3 separate regions of the Homo sapiens genome follow, and regions 2 and 3 are each linked to region 1. Evidence: read pairs that join two places in POLR2A ChIA-PET (ENCODE). Cell type or tissue: MCF 10A. All regions are shown on one strand. Each heading gives the region's core, and the rest is flanking DNA. Links, peaks and the distances in the headings are about the cores only.

Evidence for each region. Peaks named below come from ENCODE experiments on the same cell type or tissue, not always from the same donor. Only the 100,000 strongest peaks of a DNase experiment are listed, where the experiment ranks them.
Region 2: POLR2A ChIA-PET joins it to region 1 with 26 read pairs; 2 of 35 experiments call an interaction of 5 or more read pairs at or near these places.
Region 3: POLR2A ChIA-PET joins it to region 1 with 30 read pairs; 5 of 35 experiments call an interaction of 5 or more read pairs at or near these places.

Annotation. Positions count from the first base shown.
Region 1 is chr20:40,283,897-40,291,939 of GRCh38, reverse strand. No RefSeq gene overlaps it. Among named protein-coding and RNA genes, the nearest start is that of LINC01370, 280 kb to the right of the region's middle. In MCF 10A, for the core only: no CTCF peak of the experiment used is centred there; a DNase peak (open chromatin) is centred at 4,649.
Region 2 is chr20:40,558,736-40,566,778 of GRCh38, reverse strand. No RefSeq gene overlaps it. Among named protein-coding and RNA genes, the nearest start is that of MAFB, 130 kb to the left of the region's middle. In MCF 10A, for the core only: no CTCF peak of the experiment used is centred there; DNase peaks (open chromatin) are centred at 1,538 and 3,308.
Region 3 is chr20:40,679,523-40,687,565 of GRCh38, reverse strand. It overlaps MAFB (MAF bZIP transcription factor B), which reads left to right. Exons shown (of 1, transcript NM_005461.5): 1 at 1-1,718. Among named protein-coding and RNA genes, the nearest start is that of MAFB, 5.7 kb to the left of the region's middle. RefSeq lists an enhancer at 6,900-6,959. In MCF 10A, for the core only: no CTCF peak of the experiment used is centred there; no DNase peak of the experiment used is centred there.

The DNA of each region.
Region 1 (8,043 bases), core at 1,757-6,756:
AGGCCCACTCAAATTCCCATCTCTTTTCTTATAAATGACAATACAAAGACACCACCAAGCCCACTGAGTTTTGAAATAGTTAAGTCTATACTTCCATCCCCAAGGGAAAACTGGAAATAATATATCTTCCTAGTTTTACTTAAAAAAAAAAAAACAGAATAAAAAAATTAAAAAAGACCCAACTTGGCTGTTGACAAGATCACCAGGAATGCTAACTCATCAGTCACTTGGGGCTATCTGCGGTTGAGTTCACCAACCCTTGGCCACATAAATGGTGTTAATCCTGAGCCCAGTGAGAAACTGGCCTGAAGGAGCCATGACCATGTGGCTCCATTGCCTTTCCAGAAAAATATGCTAAAGAAGCCCCAGCCACTGATTGTGCAGTAGTAAATTGTATGTAAAAGGTATGCTCATCACCAAAAATGAGCATGATTCTTCCCAATTGCAGTGACTTGCCTTCTTTTAACTCTTTTCATGAGAGAAATGTGACTACTTTATTTAAAACAAGAAGAGACCCCTTTGGAAACAGTGTAATGATACTTTGTATGCATGCCCACATTTTCTGTTCCCTCTCCACTGACAGAAATAACTAATCATCAAGGGCACTCTTCCCATTGAGTCTAGATATAGCCACAAAATCCTTCATATACATAGCAGCCACGATCAGTCATTTGGGGTAGGCATGTGGGTTAAAACCCAGTATGCCAAAAAGTGAAAACAACTCAAATATCCATTAAATAGTAAATGGGTAAACAAAATGGGATATATCCATGTTATAGAAAACAATTTGCCAATAAAAAGAAGTGGAGTATGGATACACATAACAACATGGATGAACCTTAAAACATTATGCTACGTGAAAAAGAAACAAACACATAATACCATATATTGTATGAGTCTACATATGGAAATATCCAGAAAATGCAAATCTATAGAGACAAAAAGTAGATTGCAGCTTTCTGGGGGTAGGGGTGGGATCAGGGGCTGTTTACAAGTGGGCTCAAGGTGTGTTTTCTAGGGTGATGGAAAGGTTCTAAAATTAGATGGTGGCAATGATTGTACAATTTTATAAATTTACAAAGAGTCATTTAACTGTACACTTAAAACAAGTGAATTCAATATTATGTAAATTATACATTGAAGTCAATAAATCTGTTAACAAAACACATGGAGTAGGCTTCCCTGTTTGTCAAGACATTTGACTACCTGGAGTCAGGGAGCCATGGAGCATAAGTTACTCCAGGATCTTCCACTGACTTACTATGTAATATTAAGAAAGAACTTCGTTTCTCTGTCTGCATTTTCTTCATTTGTAAGTTGATGTGTTTGAGCTGATGCTCTTTCAGGAACTTTTAAACTCCTACAGTACCTAAGAAGAAGCAAAGCAGGAATAGTTACTGCAATATTTCACCACAAAATAAAAGCAACCCAAATATCCATCCTACCAGGCTGTCAACTTTTGGGGAGGAGCAGAGATTGGGGATTCATCCCTTGCCAATGTCTGCCTCACAGCTCTCCACAGAGAGTTAAACAGTACCATCTATTGGTATAAGGAGATTAGGAAAATGAATATTTATGAGACTTCATATACAATATCAAAAGTATTTTCTAAGAAGTGAATATCAGCATGATGTATGACAGTGTGACATTCTTGCTCTGTCCAATGTGTCTTTTACTCTTCCCAGAGAGTATGAAACATTGGGAAGAAAACATCACCCTCTATAATCTAGTCCAGTTGTATAAGTAGTTACAGTGAAAAAAAGAGTTGTGTGTTTGTGTATGTGTGTTCCCTTGCTTTGGGTATGTTGTATTGGGTGAAGATGGGCTTTGGAGTCAAACAAACCTAAATTTTCTTCCAGGCTCTGCTATTAAATCCCTGTGGGATCATCACTTAACCTCTCTAAGCCACCTGTGACATGGGGGTAATCTAATTTACCTCCTAAGGTATTTCGAAGTCCTAGGAGACCTTCTTTGTTAGACAGCTAGAGTGGTTCCAGAAACAAAGTAAGTGTTTCCTAAATGTTTGTTTCTGACCTTTCTGCTCTTTCTCTGCCCCTCCACCACGTTCAAGGTCTGTTTGGAAATGGCTGGGTCTAGATAGTAGGGACTCAAAACAAAAGTTGCCCACTTCTCTCGATAATTAGATACACAAATGCAGTCAACCAAGGGCGTGTTCCTTTGGAAGGGGACCTGGCTATGTTGAATGACTGTTCACTGGCTCTGGAAATGATCCTGTCTTACCACTCTGCCCTTCTTCACTTTTCTCTTGGGCCTTAAGGTTTTCTAATTTAGAGTTATGACTCTTTGGTAAGACACTAGGTCCATGATAATGAATATTCCTTGGCACTGAGGTCATGGCAGAGCCTCCGATGAGAATTATTTCTAAGCTAGATATCCCAGGAGCCCACCCATCCCTTTTCAAATTTTGTCAAAGCATCCAAGTTTCTGTTTCTGTTTTGGAGCAAACCCATGGCTGTGCTGTCTGTCATGTGTCCTTTTAAGACATAGCCAGGAAACTCCACAAAGCTGGGTGCCATCAGATTTTGCAGGGCCACACACACTGATGGGCAAAACCAATTTTAGCAAGATTTTGCATATGTTTGAATGTCTTATTGTGGTCATAGAGATGCAGATACATGATAAATATTCTTTAGGGGAAGGGAGAGAAAAAGATGAACATTTGTGGGGCCTATTTTATGTTTGGCATTCGAGATGTTTATTCTTCTATTCACTTATTTAAAATGAGTGAATAATTTTGACTGCATTTTTGTGTAACAAAAAATATCAGATTCGTTGTCAAAACAAATTAAAAAATGCAAAAGTGCACAGGGCAAAAAGTAAATATATTCCTACACCAGCAACCACACCGCCTTCTCCACTTACCATTCCTTCTTGAAATTTTAATTTCAAGTGGAAGTAACCACTTTTAGTAGACTAGTATGGATTCTTCTCTTGACCCTCTTTTAGGCACTTTGCCATAAATGCAAATTGTTCTGCAATCCCCTCACTCTATTTATATACCTGCTTGCCTCTCTACATGATTACAGATAGAGTTCTCTCGCTCCTTTTCATGACTATCTCACATTCGATTTCATGAAATAACTCACGTTTGTTTAGCTATGCTCCATCCATGGTCATATGGATTGTTTCTTATTGGTAGTACATGTAACCAATGTGTCTATTTGCATAAACTTGCAAGTAATTTTGTAAAATGGATTCTTCAAAAGAATTTATTGAACAAAGTGTCTAGCAGGCAGGGAACTGGATGCTCTAAGTACAGCAGGGACAAGATGTAATTGCTTCCTGCCTCCCTAGAGTTTGCAATCTAGTCTGCCATTGTATTTCAAATGTCTACTCCATTTTTCCTCCACCTCTTCCCTGCTTATTAATGTAATGATAATTAGTCCTGGTTTATAGATAAGAAGCCTTTGGCTCAAAGAAGTATATGAACACAAGCAAGTTCACCCAGACTATTAATTGCATAGTTGGGAAACATTTTCACATCTGACTCCAGAGCTTCTAAGCTGCCCATTACCTGGTCAATGACTAGTATTTGGTCAGTTGCAACCCCCAAAGATGTGTCAAACTTACCTATCTGGTATTGGACTTAAAGCATCAGAGATCCAGGTGGATTAGAAGCAAAAAGATGAGTTTCTGCTGTTTGTAAAACCATGACACAATAGCTCATGAGGAGGAGCAGAGAGACCCCTGGCCCCTATTATTCATGGAAGGGTCTGTCCTGGGGTCAGGCATACCAGGTTTTGAATTTCAGGTCAGCCACTTAGCATCTGAATAGCTTCAGCCAAGTAATTTCTTCTCCATTAGATTCAGGTTTCCTCATCTGTAAGATGAAAAATATCAACATCCACCTTCCCAGTGGTTGTGAGGTTTCAGTGAGCTCATGTGCATAAAGTATTTTGCATAGATCCTGAGATAGAGTGGGAGCTTGACAAATGTGAGCTATTGTTACTGCTTTCATTTTAATGTTTTTTTTTTTTTTATTGCACTAAATCTGATTGCCCTCTGGAGTCCCTGCTTGTTCTGCCAACTCTGAGCCAAACACCTGCCTTCTCACCACCTTTACTGTCCTCAGGAGCCCTTGGGAAATTCTGAGTATGGCCTCAGCTCCCATCAGTGGAGAATGTGAACATGATATGTCCCCAATATAGTCCAGGATGCAAGGAGGCTACTAATGAGAAATGGAAAGGTGGGCACCGTTAATGGTTTTCCGAGGAGTCATTTACACTCAGTTTGGGAACTGGGTGTGATTTCTTCTTAGAATAACTCCCTGAAGATTTGTGACCTGTTCTGATCCTGTCATCTCATTTCCAGAGTCTCTTCTGTCCTCTGCAGGCCCAGCTTTGGAACTCAGCTCTTTGGCCCAGCTCTTGCTGCTAGGTTCCACAAGCACAGATGCTACTTGTCAGGCTTGCGCCAAGTTGCCCGGCCGGGACACTCACCACTGGGCCAGGCCATCCCTTTACCAAGCTGGGCTCTCAGCCACAGCTGGAGAGGTGCCAGGGGGAAGGAGGCAGGGCCTGCGTGAAGCTGGTGGTGTGGGTAATCGCGTTTGGGAGCCTGAGATGGCCTGCAGCTACAAGGGCAAGATTAGTGACATCAGCCCTTCCCAGGCAGCAGGTTCAGACAGGAGGAGAGGGAGGCCGCCGGCGCCCGGGTCAGAGGGGGCATTGGCAGCCAGGAGGGTGGGCCCTCCCAGACCTGGGCTCCTTGGGGCCTGCCTGCTCTGGCATGGTTGTTGGGGAAACCTGTTGGGTAAGCTCTTGTGTGTTTCCCTGTAAGGCTAGGTCTTACAGTCAAAGCAGAAAAGTGGGGTGAGGGGAGGGAGCTCTTTAATGGCTCTGACATGTACTTGAGAAGCTGCCAAAGGGTGGTTTATGTTTCTTAAACAGAGATGTGTTATGATAGTGAGGCTGCTTCTGTGGTGGTGATAGCTGAGCCCTGCCCGAGGCTGGGGCTCCCTGACATGCTCCTTTGCCAAGACAGGAGGCAGCATGGTGAAGGAGTGGATTGCCAGATTTGGGGGGCAGCAGAGGTAGCCGCCCAGGTACACAGAGTATATGACCTTGGGGTAGTCAGATCATCTACCTGAACTTCAGTTTCTCATCACCAAAATAAGAATAATGGTTTGTCCCTCACAGATCTCCATAGCTGCATGTTCCTTAGCTGCATACGTACATTGCACTATTCTAGGCGTTTTGCAAATATCTCACTTACTCCTATACTGACCGCATGATGCAGGTGCTATTAGGAGTCTTGTTTTACACATAAAGCACAGAGATACCAAACGATTTGGCTGAGATCTCATAGCAAAGCAGGCAGAGCTGAGATTGGACTCTGGGCAGATGTCTCTAACCTTAACCACTGTGCTATGCTTCCCAGAACTTGCCTAGGACCCTGGTCCTCCCCCTCCAAGCACTTGAGTCATTGTGGAATAGCACATTAGTTGATGTGATTTTGGGGTGAGTGTCCATTCCCCTAACTGGATTCTGAGCCCTTCACCTTGGTTTTTGCTCATCTCTGTATCCCCAGCACCTAGCTCTGGACTTAGTAAGGACCTCCCTGCAGTACCTGTGTGAAAGGCTGCCAGGAGGATCAAGATAAAGAACTCGAAATATTTGGTGGCTCCCTGTGAAATCACCCAGCACTGCTCTGAGCTTACAATAGGTGGTAGGGAAATGCTTATAACCAGGGCAGATATGCTGTGGGGCTGGGTTTGCCTCAGTGACTTTGTTCGGGGGACACGATCAGTCATAAATGCAGTTACTCCCAAATGGCAAAATTTGGAGCAATCTATTTGACTCACCTATAAGAAGAAACTGGGCAGGGACCATGTTGTTCAGGCAGGCAAGCACTGCGGTCATGTGCCTCATAGATCAACCCTTGCGCAGTTGATCTTTCAGATAGCATCTCCTCAAAGCAACTACCACCAAACCTCAAAAGGCGGTCCAGCCCACCTTTCTGTCTCGGGGAGAAGAATTTCTCATTTTGTTCAGCAACATAACCTATCCTCATCTTTAGCTTCAGGCCTAAAGCAGAAAATCTCTGAAGTGCCAAGGGGTTAAATGCCTTCAAGAGAAAAGAAGAGAAGCTCCTTTTAGGTTGTACATTCTCTCCTCTCTCTGCAGCCTGTGTGTTTGCAGAGCCTGATGGGCTAAGAGAAGGCAAGTGCCAGTCTCAAATTGTGTGCATTGTGGATGTGCGAAGATGCACCCAGCATTCCTTCTCTAACGCTGATGAATCCCACACTTGTGGAAAATCTGATGTTTTCCCAAAATGTTTGCTAAATTATCCATAGTATTTCCACCTTCCATTATGCTCATCCTGAGTTTCCTAGCTCAAGCTCCTGAACACATTGAAACCCACCTTTGGGCATGACTAGATTTATTGTGGATTTGGCTGGTATGATGCAAAGATGCTACTAGCCTGTCAGACAGACAGACACACGGACAAGCTGAAATGAAAGCATATTTCTAATTAATCTCTATGTTGGAATGGGTAATTTGTTTAGAAAGCATCAAAAAAGAAATATCTACGAGAATGTTATTACATTTTGATGTATTCAATTCTTGTCAGCAAAGAGAACATTTTAGAAACATGCTTGAAACAACAGTGTGCAGAGGTAGCATCAGGCAGAGAACAAATGGCTTCGGTTTATTTGCCCAAAGTGGAACACAGTCAATCAGAAAGCCTCTGCAAATTTATGGGGAGCCTATTATATACCACACCCTGTTTGGGGACTAGAAAGTTCCTTCATTTAGACTCATTTGCCCCTATACTCAGTTCTGTACCTGGAATGATAATAAAGTGAAAGAAAGAACATGTCAGTGTGAGAAATAATTTTTTTTTTTCTTAGAGAATGCTCTAGTTACCTGCTTGCAAAGTTCACTGGGGCCAGGACTGGCTATTTAAGATAGAAAATTACCTTACTTTGGGAGCAAGAGAGTTCCTGGCACTTTTGGCTGAGGTCTTTATTTTTCAAGGAGGTGTCCTCATTTGCTAAAGACAATTTCTTGGCTCCAGCAAACCAATTTAACAGTCACCTGCATTCCTTGACAGGACTATTGCGCCTCAATATTGCCACACCTGGGGCGTGTGCTGGGGCCCTAGATTTGAAGCATGAATATCTTTATCCATTCAGGGTGAGGTGGTGGCAGCTTGTGCTACACTCCCTACAGGTGGCTTGGCTCTGAATCAACCCCCTTTGATTCACATGGGAAGTCTTCTTTAAAAATTACTGATAGCTGCTTCAAAGTGTATGTCCTATTGATAGGGGAATCATGAGTCTCAGAAGATCTGGGGCTAACCTGATATCGTGAGTCTGCTATTTTGTCCTTAAAAATGGTACGTAAATCTGTTTGATTGAATGTATAACTTTGTAAGACTTTTTATGCACGTCCAAAGTTGAACATATTTTGTCAGGTTATGTTGACTTAAGAAATTGTGTCATTAAAAAAGGAAAATGAGAGTCAACTGTTTTATAAATGTTAGAAATCTTGCATTGTAGAGGAATCAAACATACTCATGCTGCGTTGTTGCTCTGTCTTATCCCTCACTGGCTATAGAGTATAGATATTTATACACATGTGCGCACGCGCGCACACACACAAGGTCTCCTTGGACAGCCTTCTTTTTTTTTTTCTTGCTTGCCAAGTGGCTCTGAGTATATTCAACTCTATGGCTCTTGATCCTTTTTGACCTATTGACTCACATCTGTCTAGTCAGAGTTATTTAACGGGAGCTCTTGTGTTTTAACATTTGGGCACCCAACACTCGGGTTTCTAGTTTCCAGGAGGTGGCCTCACCCAAGACATTAGGGCATCTGTCCTTGCCTGCCCTGACCTAGTTCTTCTTTCCACCTGGGCTATCACTTTAGCCCTTAACTTTAAGCTGTAAGTTCTGCTCAACAAGTCCTCAGCTGCTCACAGGAGTCACTAGAGGTTGCTCCTCCTTCCTTCAGTCTGGTCAATGTCAAGGCCCAGTAAGGTGTGCAGTGCATGCCAATGATGATTGAAGGGAGGTGCA
Region 2 (8,043 bases), core at 952-5,951, 280 kb before region 1:
AAATTGACTTGTAAGCCATGGGAAGGAGTCTGAAGTTTATTTCAAGCCATGGGAGGGGTGCACAGCTGTGAGAGGGCAGCACAGCCTGACTCCCACCTCCAGTGCACTCCACATCTTTCCTCATCCTGCCCCACAGCTTTCTCCAGAGTTACAGGGGAGGGGATGGCAGGAAGTGAGCCCTCTTGGGGGCAGCCTTCAACCATAAAGCCATGGAGACTAGTGGATAAAGGTCCCAGCTTCCTGTTTTTCAGGTGGAAAATTCTGGGAGGCCTTCTGTACACTTCCTAGAGATCCTGGTACACCCAAGCCCCCTTTGCCTACAGTAAGGATCTCAGTAATATTCCCATATACAGTCTGAGCATCCCAAATCTGAAAATCCAAAATCCAAAATGCTCCAAAATCTGAAACTTTTAAAGCAGAAACATGATGCTCGAAGGAAATGTTCATTGGAGTATTTCAGTACTCATTGGAGTACTTCCTGGGGTCATCTCCCAAATCAACTACCTGTACCAAAGGCCTTATCGCAGGCTCTGCTCTCCAGGGAACCCAAACTAAGACAGGGTGATGTGAACACTGTGCACACAGAGCTGGCAGATGGGGAATGGGTTGGAGGGGCCATTTCTGCCCACTCAGTTTCCTCTACCCATGCCTGGGTCCCCTGGGTTCTTTCTGCAGGGACCCCTTTATCCCACATCCTGGAATCAGTCTTGACTAGGGACAGCCTAGTTTCTGCCCTTAGGCTTGAGTGGGTCAGCCAGGAGGTGATCAAACCCAGCACCACACTGTAGGGGCCACTTCACAAGCCTGGCTGCATCTGTCAAGACCCTCAGTCCCCTCCCTTTTTGGTTGGTCTGGCTCCTGATGCAGATTATCCCTGGCTCCTCCTGAAGGTGTCCTCATCCTGTCCTCCCACCCAGTTCTGCCAGACTGCTGCCTGGATCTGATGGTTTGTCGAGCCCTCTTGAGCTCTGACAGCCCCACAAGGTGGCTTAGCTGTTCCCCAGCCCTGGTCATGTGCCTAAATTAGGCTACAGTCAGTATATCCCACAGATCCCTGCCATGCAGAACTGATCTCACCTGTCCCAACCTGGGCCAAATAGGACACCAGTGTGGCCTCTTCCTCAGTTTCCCCAGTTCAGCATGGGTTAGCAACAACCATGCACTCACTCAGCAGCCCAGGCTTCAAGAAACACTGCTGCTGCAGTGCGACAGTCTGAGACTGAGCCTTCACGGAGGTCAGGTGATCTGTCTCACAGAGCTGGCTTTATACACCCCTGTCTGAATCCTTCCCTACTTGGCAGCCCAAAAGGCCATCTCCTTCTCCTAATGCCCCTCACTTTGCATTCCCCTGCACAGGCTATCCTTCGGGACCCAAATTGGCAAGGCAGCAGACCCTATTCCTTACAGGACGTGTTTCCCTGGCTTTATGACTGGGAAACCTGACCATTCTCCCTCCCTCTCCCCTAGGGACCTGGCTCCCTTCCTCACCATGAGCCCCTCCTGCTGCTCCCTTCTGAAGCTCTCCAGAACATTCTGACTCACCCTCTGACTCATGAGGAGTGTATTTCTGTTCCCATGTCCTGCACCTTAAGGCCCGGAGATCACAGCTGTTACCTCTGTGCATGTGTGTGCCTGTGTGTGCACCTGTGTGTGCATGTGTGTGTGTGTGCCCCTGTGTATGCATGTGTGCATGTGTGTCTGTGTGTTCTTGTGTGTGTGTTTGAGTGTGTGCATGCATGCATGTATGTGCCTGTGTGTGTTTGAGGGGGGCACGTTTTTCTCAGAGAGCTGGAGAGGGCGATTCTCCTATCCCTTCTCTACCTTACGTATACATCCCCTGACCCCTCAGGAGCAGACAGCCACCCTCACAGGCCCCTGGAGATGTGGATGGTGGGGTTGCCACAGAAAGCCTTATGCGAATACAAGTACAAGACAGTACAAGATGATTGTACTATCCAAGGTGCTTTTTAGCAAAGAAAATCCAAGTTGTTGACTCCATCCACTAAACCCTGAGTCTGGAATCTCTACATTGTTGAGCTGGAAGGAACCTAGGGGCTAAAGCTAACTCCTCATTTGTTACTTTGGGCCTAAAGATACCCAGATTAGTAAGAACCATGCCAAAAATTACCCAGCAAGCAAGTGGGCAAGCTGGATTGGTATCATAGTTAATTTATGCCCTAAGCCAATATCAGTCAGCCATTCGTCCTCTCCCCTAGCCACCCTCCACTATCCTGCTAGACCTGTGCCATCCAATATGGTGGCCACCAGTCGCATGTAGTTATCAAGCACTTGAAATGTGGCTAATCCTAATTGACATGTGCTGTCAATGTAAAATATGCATCAAATTTCAAAGGCTTAGTATAAAAAAGAATAGGAAATAGCTCATTAATAATTTTTTATATTGATTACATGTTAAAATAATATTTTGGATATATTGCATCAAATAGAATACATTATTAAAGTTAATTTCACTCATTTATTTTACTTTTAAAAATGTGGCTACTAGAACATTTTTAATTGCATATGTAATTTAAATAGATAATGGTTCATGTTTATGGCTTATATTATATTTTAACAGGAATTGACCAGCCCTTGGGCCAAATCTGGCCCACTGCCTGTTTTTGTAAATAAAGTTTTATTGAAATGCAGCCAGGCTCATTCATTTCCATAGTCTATGGGTGATTTTGCTCTGCAATGGTAGAGTTGTAACAGAGACCCTATGTTCCACAAAGCCTAAAATATTTACTCTATGGTTCTTTATAGAAAAAGTTTGCTGGCCCCTGCACCAGACCATCAATTTCCTGAGAGTAGAGATTCTGAGCTTCACACAGGATAAGTGCTTAATTAATACTAGTTGAATAAATGAATTACTTGATTAATTTTTGGAAGGTAAGTTTGTTGAAATTCCAAGCAGAGGACATAGTGTGTTGTCAAGGCACAGAACCAAGAAACAGCCCTGGGTGTTCTGATAAATGTCTGAGGTGGCCTTAGATACTCACATCAGCCCCCTCCTTGGTCCCTGGCTTCCTGTTTTTTTCCAGGAAATCTCCATTCTGCCTATGCAAACCCCAACAGATCACCAACCAACTCTCAAATCTTCAGTAGCCTGGCCGCTGCCTTTAGGATGAAGGCAAAGGTTGTTAGCAGGGCCTTCCGGCTCCTCCTGCCCCGCCTTGCCCAGCCCTTTAGCCTGGCGCTCTGCCATCTCCTCTCCCCTCCAGCACTCCGGCACTGCTCCTGCAGGCGCCCCACCCATTCTGGTCTTCGTGCCTTTCTTCATACTTTTTCTCTGCAAGTCACATAGCCACCCTTCCAGGCTCAGATCCAATATTTCTTCCTTGAGACACAATGTGGCATTTTGCCAGTTTTGGAGTTTCTTTTAAATGATTGTTCCTATAAGATAAATGATAGGAGGTAGTCGGTTCCCACAGCACTTTGTATCTTTCTTCACTGTAACACTAATAATTGAAAGCAGGAAATCTCACTTTTTATTTGGTATTTGCTGTGTGCCAGACACCACCCTCAGCTCTCTCCATGGATTGCCTTTTAAAATTCTCACCACAGCTTTATGAAATACGTGCTGTTTTGCTCCCATTTAACAGATGAGGAAACAGACTCAGAGATGGCCCTGAAATTCAAATGCAGATTGTTGGATTCGAGAGCCCACAGTCTTAATCTAGGGCCTGTGTTCCTTCCTGAGACTAGGTCCTACTCTCCCACGCCTGGGGTCTCTTCCTTCCAGAGAGGTCCTAGAATCCGCCCTGAATGGGGACAACCTAGGCCCTGCTCTGAGGCCTGCGTGTATCAGCTCATAGGTAAGGCTAACCCAGCATCACAGTGTAGAGACCTCTCCAGAGGCCTCCCTGCAGCTGCTCAGAGAGGCAGTCCCCATCCTTGAAGGTCTAGGGCACACAGTTAAGTATATGTTAACTCTTCCTCATTTTGGGTCTCAACATAAACCATGCTTCCTCATGGAAGTACTCCATGATTGCCCAGAATACGATAGATCCTTGGATATGTGTTCTCACAGTACCCAGCTCTTCTCCTCCCCTAACACTTATTAATTTTTTTTGTACTGACTCTTTTATCGTTGGTTTCCCCCAGTAGACAGTAAGCATCATGAGTGCAGGAACTTTGTTCATTGTTGTATTTCTAGCAATTTTCTCAGTGTCTGCCTGTTACTAGGCACAGTGAACATTTGAGTGAATGAACAAAACTCTACTTGATCTCTTCACCTGGATATCAGCCTCACAAATCCACAGGGAAGCAGAAAAGCATGTGAGGTTCGGTCCCTATCCCATTCCCTCTGCAAGGGACTTAGTGTTGAAGACACTGGTACGTGTTGAAAGGACACAATGGGAGATTGATGATCACAAGGCCGGTAATGTCTGACCTGTGAGCAGAACTTGAGACAGAAAGCAACTTCCTCTGCCTCAGCCAAGGAAACCTACCCTCCTCCCCACACCAACCCCATGTGCCCTCTTGGGCACAGCCTGTGGCTGACAACAGAGCTGAAGGACAGTGGGTAGGTAGGTCCCCTGTCTGGGGACAAGCAGACAGGCCTGTGGCTTGGGCAGTGAGTCAGACAGACTCCCCACCCTGACCCCACCCCCAGAGAGTGAGGGAAGCGAGCTGCTCAGTCACACACAGACAGCTCATGGAGGAGGGACACAGTGGGATTCCAAATCACTGCTAAAGGGTTTCCCCCATTCTTCCTCCTGCTGCTCTAGTGGGTGTGGCTTGAGAATTTCAGTTTTCACCTGTTTCAGGGAAGGCAGTGGCCCAGGTGAGGCCTGCAGCGGTTGGAATTTTTATATTTGCCCTGCACATCCCACAAATATCTCAAGGCTCTGTTGGTGGGTGGGAGGGTTGGTCTGCCCTAGGACCCCTGAGAATCAGGTCTCACGTGCATACCTGGGTCTAGGGTGAACAGCTTATTTTCGCTTGCCTAGGCCTGCCTTGTTTTAAAAACTAAAAATTGGAAGGGCGCAGTGGCTCATGCCTGTAATCCCAGCACTTTAAGGCAGGCAGATCACCTGAGGTCGGGGAATTTGAGACCGGCCTGACCAACATGGAGAAACCCCATCTCTACTAAAAATACAAAATTAGCCGGGCTTGGTGGCACATGCCCGTAATCACAGCTACTCAGGAGGCTGAGGCGGGAGAATCGCTTGAACCTGGGAGGCGGAGGTTGCGGTGAGCTGAGATTGTGTCATTGAACTCCAGCCTGGGCGACAAGAGTGAAACTTCATCTAAAAAAAACCCAAAAAACCTATAAATTCCACTTCCCAGAAACTCCCCAGTCTCAGGCAAAGGAGGCTGGTTGGTCCCCCTTCCTGGGTTCTTTGCACTTCATTGATTGGCTTCAGTACCAGATGCTGTGTCACTAGTTGCTGGCTGGCCACTTCTTCATCATATCAGTGCATGGCCATGGGCTTCTTTTGAGGCTCATGGTTGGGCTTAGGGACAGGCAGCAGCTTGCTTGACCTGTGAACCTGGGCAGACCACCAGGGGCTAGTGTTAACTGTTTGACACCCGGTATAAAGACCACAAGAAGTTCTGCTGAAGTTCTTGCAGATGGTGGGGTGGGAGACGGACCCAGGGCATCTAATCTACCAGGTTGTGATGATGGCCACATAGAGCTGGCCTGAGTTTTGGGACGTATGTCCGTGCAGAGCAGAATAAGCTACATCAGGGGATAGAATAGATATATAATGCAAGACACATATGCCATTTTAAATTTTCTAGTAGTTACAGTTTAAAAAGAAGCAGGTAAAATTACTTTTAATAATAGTCTATCTAACCCACTTATCCCAAATATGATCACTTCAACATCCAATCAATAGAAAAATTTTTAATGAGATCTTTTAAAATGTTTCTCTCTTCATTCTAAGTTTAACATCTGGTATGTATTTCACGGGGTCAGCACATCTCAATTTGGACCAGTCACATTTCAAGTGCGGCTTGGCCACATGTGGCTCTGTATTGGACAGAGCAGAGCTAGGCACTTTTGCAGCAGGGAAAAGGGATCTTTATCCAGACAGGGCTTCCAAGGTCTAAGCAGGTCCATTTTGAGGAGATATTTGGAGTCTACGCAGATGAAGGTAGATCTGCAGATTTCAAAGTCATCAGTTGTGCTGGTGTGATATTGAAGCTGTCTGGGGATACTGTTTGGGGGCTGTAGGTTGTAAGGGGGAAAAGGTGGTTTTATCATAGTTCACCTTTGTGGTACAGCCAGATCAGTAGGAGGAATGCCCGCAAGTGTGGCTGGGGAGGGCTCTTTCTTACTCTTAGACAAAAGGTATTGTCAGCCTACAGTCTTTGCAAGATTTAATCTTAATGGAGCAAGCCTCCAATAGGCCCTAAAGAGGCTCTTGCTAGGAAACCTTGACCATCCTTCCCACCACTCCTTTGTCCCTGGAGGAGCAGTTTGTGGATTGCTTTCTGGGTTTAGTTCCATCTTAGAAGGTAAGAAAAGCTCCATTGATTCTTAAGAATTGTTTTTTCAAATGTAAATGTATTTCTTAGAGCTGTACTTCATTAGTTTTTGAAAACTGCATTTCCTTCTCTCAGAAAAATGGACACTCACAAATATGCATACACTTTAAACTACAATTCTAGGAGGGACCTGAGGTTCCCTGAAGCATTCTTTACACCCTAGATTAAACATTTCCAGTTAAAAAGATACAGAGCTCTAGCTGGACACAGTGGGTGATGGCTGTAATCCCAGCACTTTGGAGAGCCAAAGTGGAAGGATCACTTGAAGCCAGGAGTTCTAGGCCAGTCTGGGCAACAGAGCGAGACCTCATATCTACAAAAAATAAGATAACTAGCTGAGTGTAGTGGCACACACCTCTAATCCCAGCTACTGGGGAGGCTGAGGTGGGAGGATCCCTGGAGCCCAGGAGTTTGAGGATGCAGTGAGCTATGATTGTGTGATTGCACTCCTGCCTGGGCAACAGAGGGAGACTCTGTCTCTAAAAATATAAAAAAATAAGTAAATACAGAGTTCTGAGTTGAGTTTCCAGAGTGTGTAGAGCAAAAAAGATGGGAAAGACAAGTCCAGATGCTGGTGAGCATGTGGAGCCGCCAGAACATCATGGGTGGATTGTGAATGGTTCATCCACTTTAAAAAATGACTTGACAGTTTCTTAAAGAGTTAAATGTGCATCTAGCCTATGACCTAGTAATTCTATTTCTTGATATTTATCTGAGAGAAATGAAAACATATATCCACAAAAAATTATTTACAAAAATATTCATAGCAGCTTTAATCACAATAACCTAAAATTGGAAATGGTTCAAAATATTCATTAACAGGATAATGGGTAAACATTTATGGTCTATTTATACAGTGAGATACAACTCAGCAGTTAAAATAAACAGATTATTGATCTGTTCACAACAACATGAATGAATCTCAAAAATATCCTGCTGAGCACAAAAAGCCAGACACAAGTGTTTATCTGTGTGACTCCACAAATGTGAAGTTCCAGAACAGGCAAAGCTAACTCGTGGTGAGAAATCAGGGCAGTCGTTGCTTCCAGGGAGGAGGAATTGCTGGAAAAGGGCAGAAGAGAACGTTTCTGGGTGTTGGGGACGTTCTATGGGTTTCAGTCAAACTGAAAGACCGGTGTGATTAAAATCTGTGCACATCACTATATGTAAGTTATAACAAAATAGGAAAGAAGCCAGCTAAGGAACTGAATTGTTATCTATGCACGTAAAGACCTGGTACTCATCTAGCCATTCTTGGTGATGGTAGGTAGGTTCCCTGACAGTGGGCCAGCCCCGTTCTTTCAAGTAAAGGTGATGTGTGTCCACTCACATACAAGATTAGGTAAAGACTGGTAGATCCTTGAGGATGGGGACAGGGCCTTATTCATCATGGTGTTCCCAGTGCCCAGTAGGAATGGGCCCTTTACAGGTGCAAAGGAATTATTTGTTGTATAAATGAATAAACAAATGACTGAATTACTCATGGATGGTCTGAACGATGGTCCTGGCACTGGAAGAGAGAGTGGGTCATTGAGTTTTCACACT
Region 3 (8,043 bases), core at 314-5,313, 400 kb before region 1:
CCCGAGAAGTCACCAAGGCCATCTGGAGACTCCTGGCTTTCTGAACTTTGCGCGTTAAGCCGGGACAGCTGCTTTGCTGCCCGGAGAGTAGTCCGCGCCAGGAAGAGAGCAACGAGGAAAGGAGAGGGACTCTGGCGTCCCGGCAGGCGAGAGGCGAGGCTGAGCGAAAGAAGGAAGGACAGACGGACCTGTCTGTCAGAGTTCGGAGAACACTGGCTCTCAGCCCTGAGACACAGGCCTCAGTTAGGACGCTCGGCGCCCAAATCTCATCAGTTTTATTGCCTGCTCGATTATATAGAAAAATACAAAAAATCTGCATTAAAAATATTAATCCTGCATGCTGGACATGTATGGTAATAATTTCTATTTTGTACCATTTTCTTGTTTAACTTTAGCATGTTGTTGATCATGGATCATACTCCCCTTGTTTCTTTGGGTGAGAAGGGATCGCAGTTTGGAAACTCCGGCGGCTGCGTGCGGGGTTTCAGTCCCAGCTGTAGGCTTGTAAATACCCGCCCCGCCAAACCGCATAGAGAACGTGGCAGCAAGCTGAGGGTCTTTGTTTGGGTTTATTATTACGGTATTTTTGTTTGTAAGTTAAAAAGAAAAAAAAAAAGAAAAAGTTCCGGGCATTTTGCATCAGAAAACAACTTTGTCTTGGGGCACACTTGGAAGTTGCATGTTTTCTTTCCTTCCCTTATCCCCATTCGGTCCTCTTTTTCCTCTCTCGCTTTAGTTTTCAACCTTGTTGGTGCTGAGAGAGAGAACCGAGAGGTCCCAGTACAAGGGCAGGGCAGGGCAGGGAAGCTGCCAAGCTCCGCACCCCAGAGGAGTGTTCTGGACTACAGCCTTGTCTTATGGTCAAATTGATACCCTTAATAAGAAAGGAAAGGAAAGGAAAACAGATCCTCCCCTCTGCTTTTTATTGTAACCAGAATCACCCTGAGGTCCCTTCTGAACCCTCTGGGCCTGCGCTAATTGTAGGAGCCACAGCGCTCCTAGGGTGAGAGGCTTAGCCATCCCTGACCCTGGCAGTGCACTGGTAAGCAGACACTGCACTGAACCAACTGCTATGCTCAGAATGTACCAGAAACCCAAACATTGGCAAGTAATTTTGCAACTTTCAAGTGCGTTCTTTAGACCAATGCATTGCGTTTCTTTCCCTGCTTTTGAGATAGTAGGAAGAGTTCTTGGTGGTGTCCCCCCCCTTCAATTCTTCAGTTGTATAGTAGTTATAGGGAAGATATGGGTGTTTTTCTTTATTATTACTTTTTTTTTTCTGCAGGTCAGTAAAAGGATTTAAGTTGCACTGACAAAAATACCAAAATAAAAGTGTATTTTTAAGTTCCCATTTGAAATTGCTGGCGCTGCTGGCCGGATGCATTTTTGAGTTTGTATTAGTTGATAAATTAACAGTAATAACAAGATTGTATGAACCGCATGGTGCTTGCAGTTTTAAATATTGTGGATATTTGTCCTGCATCAGAAACGAGCTTTGGTTTTTACAGATTCAACTGTGTTGAAATCAAACCTGCCGCAACAGAAATTGTTTTTATTTCATGTAAAATAAGGGATCAATTTCAAACCCTGCTTATGATATGAAAATATTAAAACCTAGTCTATTGTAGTTTTATTCAGACTGGTTTCTGTTTTTTGGTTATTAAAATGGTTTCCTATTTTGCTTATTAAAACCATGGAAATGGTGTTTATTTAGAGGACTCTGCGTTCGCATGATTTTGACTTTCTTCTCTTGCTTCCTCAAGAGTCGCATCAACTTTGGGTTACTCTCACCCCATGGCCAATGGAATAGCAAACCAAGCCCTAGCAAATCCCTTCCTTGAGTGTCTGAGTGTGTGTGTACATGAGCCTCAAATGTGTTCTCTGCTTCCCACCCTAGGTACAGACCCTGGTCAAGAGAGCTGGATTATGAGCTGAGAGGGCGCAGGTCCAAACAGCCTTGGAGTCCCTGGGTGTGGGGCACACGCCACTTTTTCAGTGCTTTCAGGCTTGGCCACCAGAACTGACTTGCTAGTCTGTCTGCTCTGAAATAGTGATTGATGGAGACTAGGAAGCCAAGAGCTGCCACCTTGATGGGGAAGCTGGGTCTTTTTGGCGCTCTGGCCCAGCTGACCCGGGCCTTTGCCTTCCTGCCTGGGGTGCAAGTCTCCTTTCTCCTACCCAGCACATCTCTCTGGGAGCAACTGGAGCTGCCCAGAGCCAGATACCTTCTCTGAATGGGGCCTGTCTCCCTCACCCCAAAGCTGATAGAAGCAGGTACAACCCAGCACTGGATCTTGGGGTGCAAAACCCTCCAGGCAGGACACCTCTCTGTGTGGACTTGTGTTTTTGACGGTAGTATGCCTCGGGTGCACTGGCGCTGAGGCATGGATTCCTCAGTTCTGCAGATGGGCACTGTGTGGCCGAGTCTGAATTTTAGTGGCTCCTTGAATTGGGTGTTGGAGGGGTTTGGGTCATCACTCCAGTGCAGCAGCTTTGGCTGCAGCCTGGAGATCCCTGACTGGGAGGTGGCCCTAGAACCTTTCCTTTTCCGTATTCTTGGAAGAGTGGTGCCCACCTAGGTCACCCCCAACCCCTCTCAGCCTCCTTGGAGTCCTGTCTATAACTCAGGGTTGGCCTCAGACACCCCTGGGACATGGAGTAGGATCTCCAACCCCTGTAGAGTTTTTGTGATCCTTTGGCAATGGCTAGCTCCGAGGGGCTCCGGTCTCCTTAGACTCATTATCTGCAGTCCAGGAGGCTTAGCGTTTAGTTCCTGGGGTTCTCTGGCTCATGGAGTTTCAGAACCCAAATGGGGAGGTGTAGGAGACCCATGAAGTGGAGCCCCAGCTGGGAATCTGAGCTGGGAGAAGGAAAAGGAGAGTGAAACTAACAGGGAATTTTGGCCTGGATCCCTGGAAGCCTGGAGGTAGTGATGGCTGAGGTCTAGAGAAGAGGAAGGGGACCTAAAAATTTGGGATACAGATAACATTAACATTCATGTACATTTATATAGTGTGTTGGTGTTGTTCAATAGGAGAGAAGCTTGGAATTCTAGCTCGAATTTAATTCCTAGGCCCAGTTGATTTCACTGGCAGAAAGATGAAAGATGTGTCCGGTGGGGAAGGCTTTGGCTGTGATCTGGGAGGAGAGGGCAGCTGAGCCTGGCTCTGTGGAACCTTTGTCCCCATGTGCATGAATGAAGGAGCAAGGGGCTTTGATTAGTTGGGTAACTGCATACACACATGCTCCTGCACAGAATGTTTTCACATGTACACATGTATCCTCTTTGTGGTGAAAGAGGCTTCGCTCAGGTAGGGTGCCAGAGGAAATCCCACTGCATGGCTCCAGAGACCAAAAAGATCACGAACTCCTGGCTGGTGGAGACCCTAAATCCGGCGGCCTGACTCCCTTTGGAATCGTCCCAAGCGGACTGACATTCTCCATCCTTAGCCTCTGAGCTGGGGAGGGTTGCAAACTCCAAAGTGTTGGCTTTTCTTCCCCAGAGCACAGAAGCACAGACATCGACCCAGTGACCAATACCATCAACATTGCATCCAGAAGACAAAGTGGTTCAAGCCGGTTTGGAGTGACCAGCTGCCTCTCGGAGAATCTGACAATCCCAGAACACAGTCTTAGTGATACACTGACACACAGATACACAGACACATCCTGCACACATTGATGCCCTCATTGATACCCACATTGATGGTGCGGGGACTGACATTGAGGCACTGTCAGTCCCCGCATCAACCCTCCAAGTGAGCACTAACCGGCCCGGGGCGCAAGCAGGCGAGAGTCAGGCGGAACCGGCAGCTCCTTGGAGGAGGCCCGGGCTTCCGGAGCCTCCAGGGCGGACTCGCACATCAGGCAAGCCCCGGCTGCGTCTCCGCCTGTAGCCTGTCGTCCCGACCCGCCGTGATGCCCCAGAGCCCACAAGCCCAGGAAAAGAGAACCGAGTCCCAAGGCCCTCGGGCACGTCCCACCCTAGCAGCACCCCGCCACCGTCATCCTCCTTTTCCGTTCCCACCGCTCCCTGCGGCTCGCGGGCTCCTTGCAATCCTTCACATCCCCGGGGGAAAATCCTCCAGGGCCGGGAGTCTTCCAAGTCAGCACCCGTCCCACGTAGACAGGCTGGCGCCTGCACCCGGAGACGCACTCAGAGACAGGCACGCTCAGACACCCGGACGCACGCACGGGGCACAGCAGGCCCCCGGACGAGGGCTTCCCTTCGGACCGCGCCCGTGGCTGGAGCAGCTGCAGTCTAGTCCGGCGCGAATCCCGCCTCTTGCGACCCCGGATCTCTGGGGGGTGTGCGGGAGGCTGTGCGGACTGGATCCGCCGCCGCCACTTTCAGAGAGGCGGGTCGGGGAAGGCGCTCAGCTGGGCTTGCCGGGAGCCTCGGGTCCTTGTGCGCGGGGACGGGTGGGAGCCTAGGCACCATTCCCTTGCCTCCTGGCATCCTTTTTCTTTCTTTGACATTTCCCATTCTTTTAGCCCTTCCTTCGTAACCTCTTTCATTTCAGAAAACTTTCTCCTTCTGTTTTGATTTCTCTTCTGTTTTTTATCTCGGCGCTGCCTGGCGGGGAAGGGCTGCCGAGCGGGGTCCCGAGGTGGCTGGAGTGTGCGGCGCGGGGGAATGAGACTCTGGAGTCCCCCGAGCCACCGCGCAGCACTAGGACCAGGGCCCGCTGCTCCGGGCTCTCGTCTTGACCGCTCCAACTATCCCGCTTTTCCCTTCCAGGTTCCCCCAGTGGCGAGGTTCGCTGGGGATCGGCGCCCCGCTGCGGGGGAACCGGCACCAGTCGGTTCTCCGGGAAGGGATCTCCGGGGAAGCTGAGCCTGGGCCCTGGACCCAGATCCCTCTTTCAGTGAACCAGGCAGGCTTCCCTCAGTCCCGGGTCTCTGGGCATTTCTGTGGCAGGACAACGCCCCTGCCTGTCAGAGGGCACTCGACTCCTACCCACTGCTTCAGCCTGTGCCCGCCCAGAGGCCTCTTGGACCCATACTGCAGTGGGAGCTGCCAGGAACCACGCCAGATCCACCAGGCTGGTCACTTGGCTTTCTCTGTGACCTGGAGTTGCAGCTTCTGCCACACCAGGCAAACCCCCTACTCTCTTGCTCTCTCATCCCCACTCCCCAAGCTCTTCCTGTCCTGGCTTCTGGAGACAGTGGGTTTAGAGTTTCTGGTCATTCCCTTGCAGGCTTTCAGGTGCAAAATCTGCACTCCAGGCCCTTCTGTTTTCAGAAAGGAAAACTCTGAACTGGCTTCTTGCGTAACCCTTCCCTCTGCAGCCTGCAGTCTGCTGGCCTGGCCTCCCATCCCAGAGATAGTTGTGTTTGGATTTGTTATGTAAGGAAGAGAAGATTAGAGGTTTGCTCTGCTCTTCCTCCCCCCCAACAAAATAAAAGTCCTCAAATGGCACATCCATTAGGCAGCATGGTTTCCAGCAGCCCTCCTAAAAGAAATCAATCTGGTTGGTAAAGCTGCTCTGTGCTGTTGCCTAGCCCAGTACACTCAGAAGACAATCCAGCTGCAGTGAAGGGACAGTTCTGCGTCCAGGGAGTACCTGGTCCGTGGAAGTAGCCCTTACTCGGCTTCCCAGGCTGGGCGTTCCCGGCCTAGAAGCCTAGCCTTATTTTGGCGAAGGCGGCAGCTACTACTGCTGAAATTTTATTCTTTCTATAGTTCCTGCCTCTTGGAGCATGTGTCCAGACCATGGAGAGCACCTCTTCCAACTGGGGAGCACATATTCCGTATCTCCTCCGCATCCTCCGTATGCCTCCTTCATTTCTGAACACCGTTACCACGTTCTGTCAATTTCCTGTGCCTCACACTTAGTCTTCTTAATGTCTTTCTCCGTTGTCTTACACATATTATCCTAAAAGATGCATACTAAAAGATGCATCTTATATTATCCTATCTTTTAGGATAATAAAAGATGCATTATATACATTATCCCAGAATGCCTCCTAAAAGATGCATTTAGATAAGAAAATCAGAGCTCAGTGTTCTCACTTGGAAGAAATAGAATACATGAAATAAGTTACTACTTCAATGTGGAAAATCACCTATATTAATGATTTGTTATGAAGCCAAACTCAGTTTTAGCTGCCTCTCTGCATTCTTTCATGTGAAGTTACTTTCATGAAATATACCAGCCACTCATTACACATTCTTTCGTATTTGTATCAAAAAGGGATGTTGTCTTTGGGCTGGAGGGACAGCTTTGGAGGCAATGGGAGGAGCCCTGGTACTTTCTGGAAGAAGCCAGTTTCAGCATAAGAAGGGAGATGAAATCCACAAGTCCAACATTTATATTGTTGTGTTTTCTTTTTTGGAGATCTGTATATCTTACCTAGGCTTGGACTCCTTGCAGTAAATGGACAGCAGGGTGGGAGACTACAAGGTGCCCATTTCAGAGCTTTGGAGCATGAGGCAGACATTGATCATAGCCCAGGACTCCATCGGATTCAGGAGCCACAGCTGCCCTTAGCTCACTCTTGGTGTCCCTTTGTTTCTTCTCTGGATCTGGCACCTTCACTTCCCTGCTTCTGCTGGTGTTACAGGTACCTGAGCTTTACTCTAGAGAGATCATGGACCTGGACTGGCCTGGGGGCTCACTTCTGCCTGTCCTGAGTGGACAGAGAAGGGATGTGCTTCCCATTGCAGGGCTTGACACCCATCCTCCTTTGTGTTCTGGGAGCCAGAGCATGGCACAAATGTCCCTTTCTGTGGACAATGGGCAGGAAGGTCACAAAGCAGAAGTGTAACCAAACTGTGAGATTAGTTTCATTATTACATTTCACTTAACTCTATGAAGCATGGGTTACTATTATCTGCAGGTCAGAGATGAGTAAAGCCCAGAGTGGTTACTATTTGCTCAGTGTCACCCTGTGGAGGAACTAGAACTTGAGTCCCCACCTATCTGGTGCTGAAATTTGTATTTTTGTCACCAAACTTCGTAAGTCCACTATGCCTTATCTGAAACACTCGGGTGGGGGGAAGTATGGAGGAGTGGGACATAGTCATCTTTGATGACAGTTTCCTCTCTAAATCCCTCTGCAGAGGGTAGTTACATTTACAAGGGTGTGCTTCATGTTCTCCAGCCATAAGATGCTCTCTTTGCATCCCCAGGCAAAGAGATGGGTGATGGGAATTTGGAGATGCACAAGTACAAACATGATGACAAGGGTGTCAGAGAGAAACTGCAGCTTTGTTGCTCATTTCAATCTCTGGCAGAGGAGTATGGTGGTGGGAAGTGTGTGTATGTGTGTGTGTGTGTCTGTGTCTGTGTGTCTGTGTGTGGTGGAGGAGGACACTTTGGGCATCATTGTCTTGGGACATTGGTACTGTTTGCAATTAATGAACAGTTAGTTCTTTCACCTTTCATCTGTTCTCAATTGAACTTACCAGTAAATATATCATAATTACCAGAACAAGTGTTTATAGAAGCAGCAGCCTCTAGGCGAGGCAATTTTTATGGAATCGCCCATAGTTTAATGAAAGCTATTTCTGGGGTAATGTTGAAGCTCTAGACCTGCACATAGATATGCATATGTTCTCAGAGCAGGTGCATGAATAAACATGCATGTGTATACACTCAGGCTTACACATATGGAGGCAGGCCTGCATACACATTGGAGCACAGAATCCACATGTGCTCATTTGCTAGATACAAACTCTCATATTCATGTGCCCACATACATGCACACAAACATATACACATACATTATACATGTATGCATATGTATGTATCCATGCCTATATGCATGCATGTCTAAATATTCATGCACATGCATTTACAGTGTGGATACAATGTTCACAATTATGTGCACATAAGTGTATGTATTTATACTCACATTGAGATACAATTGATTACACATGCTCTCCCAAAATGCATAGGAGTCCATGTACATCCTCACACGCACATGCATACATGCATGTATAACTGAACACGGGTGTTCACATTCATTCACAGACAAGCACCATGTAACAAGTGAAATGTGGTACTGGTAGGGTTAATGGAGGCCCCAGACTCCCAT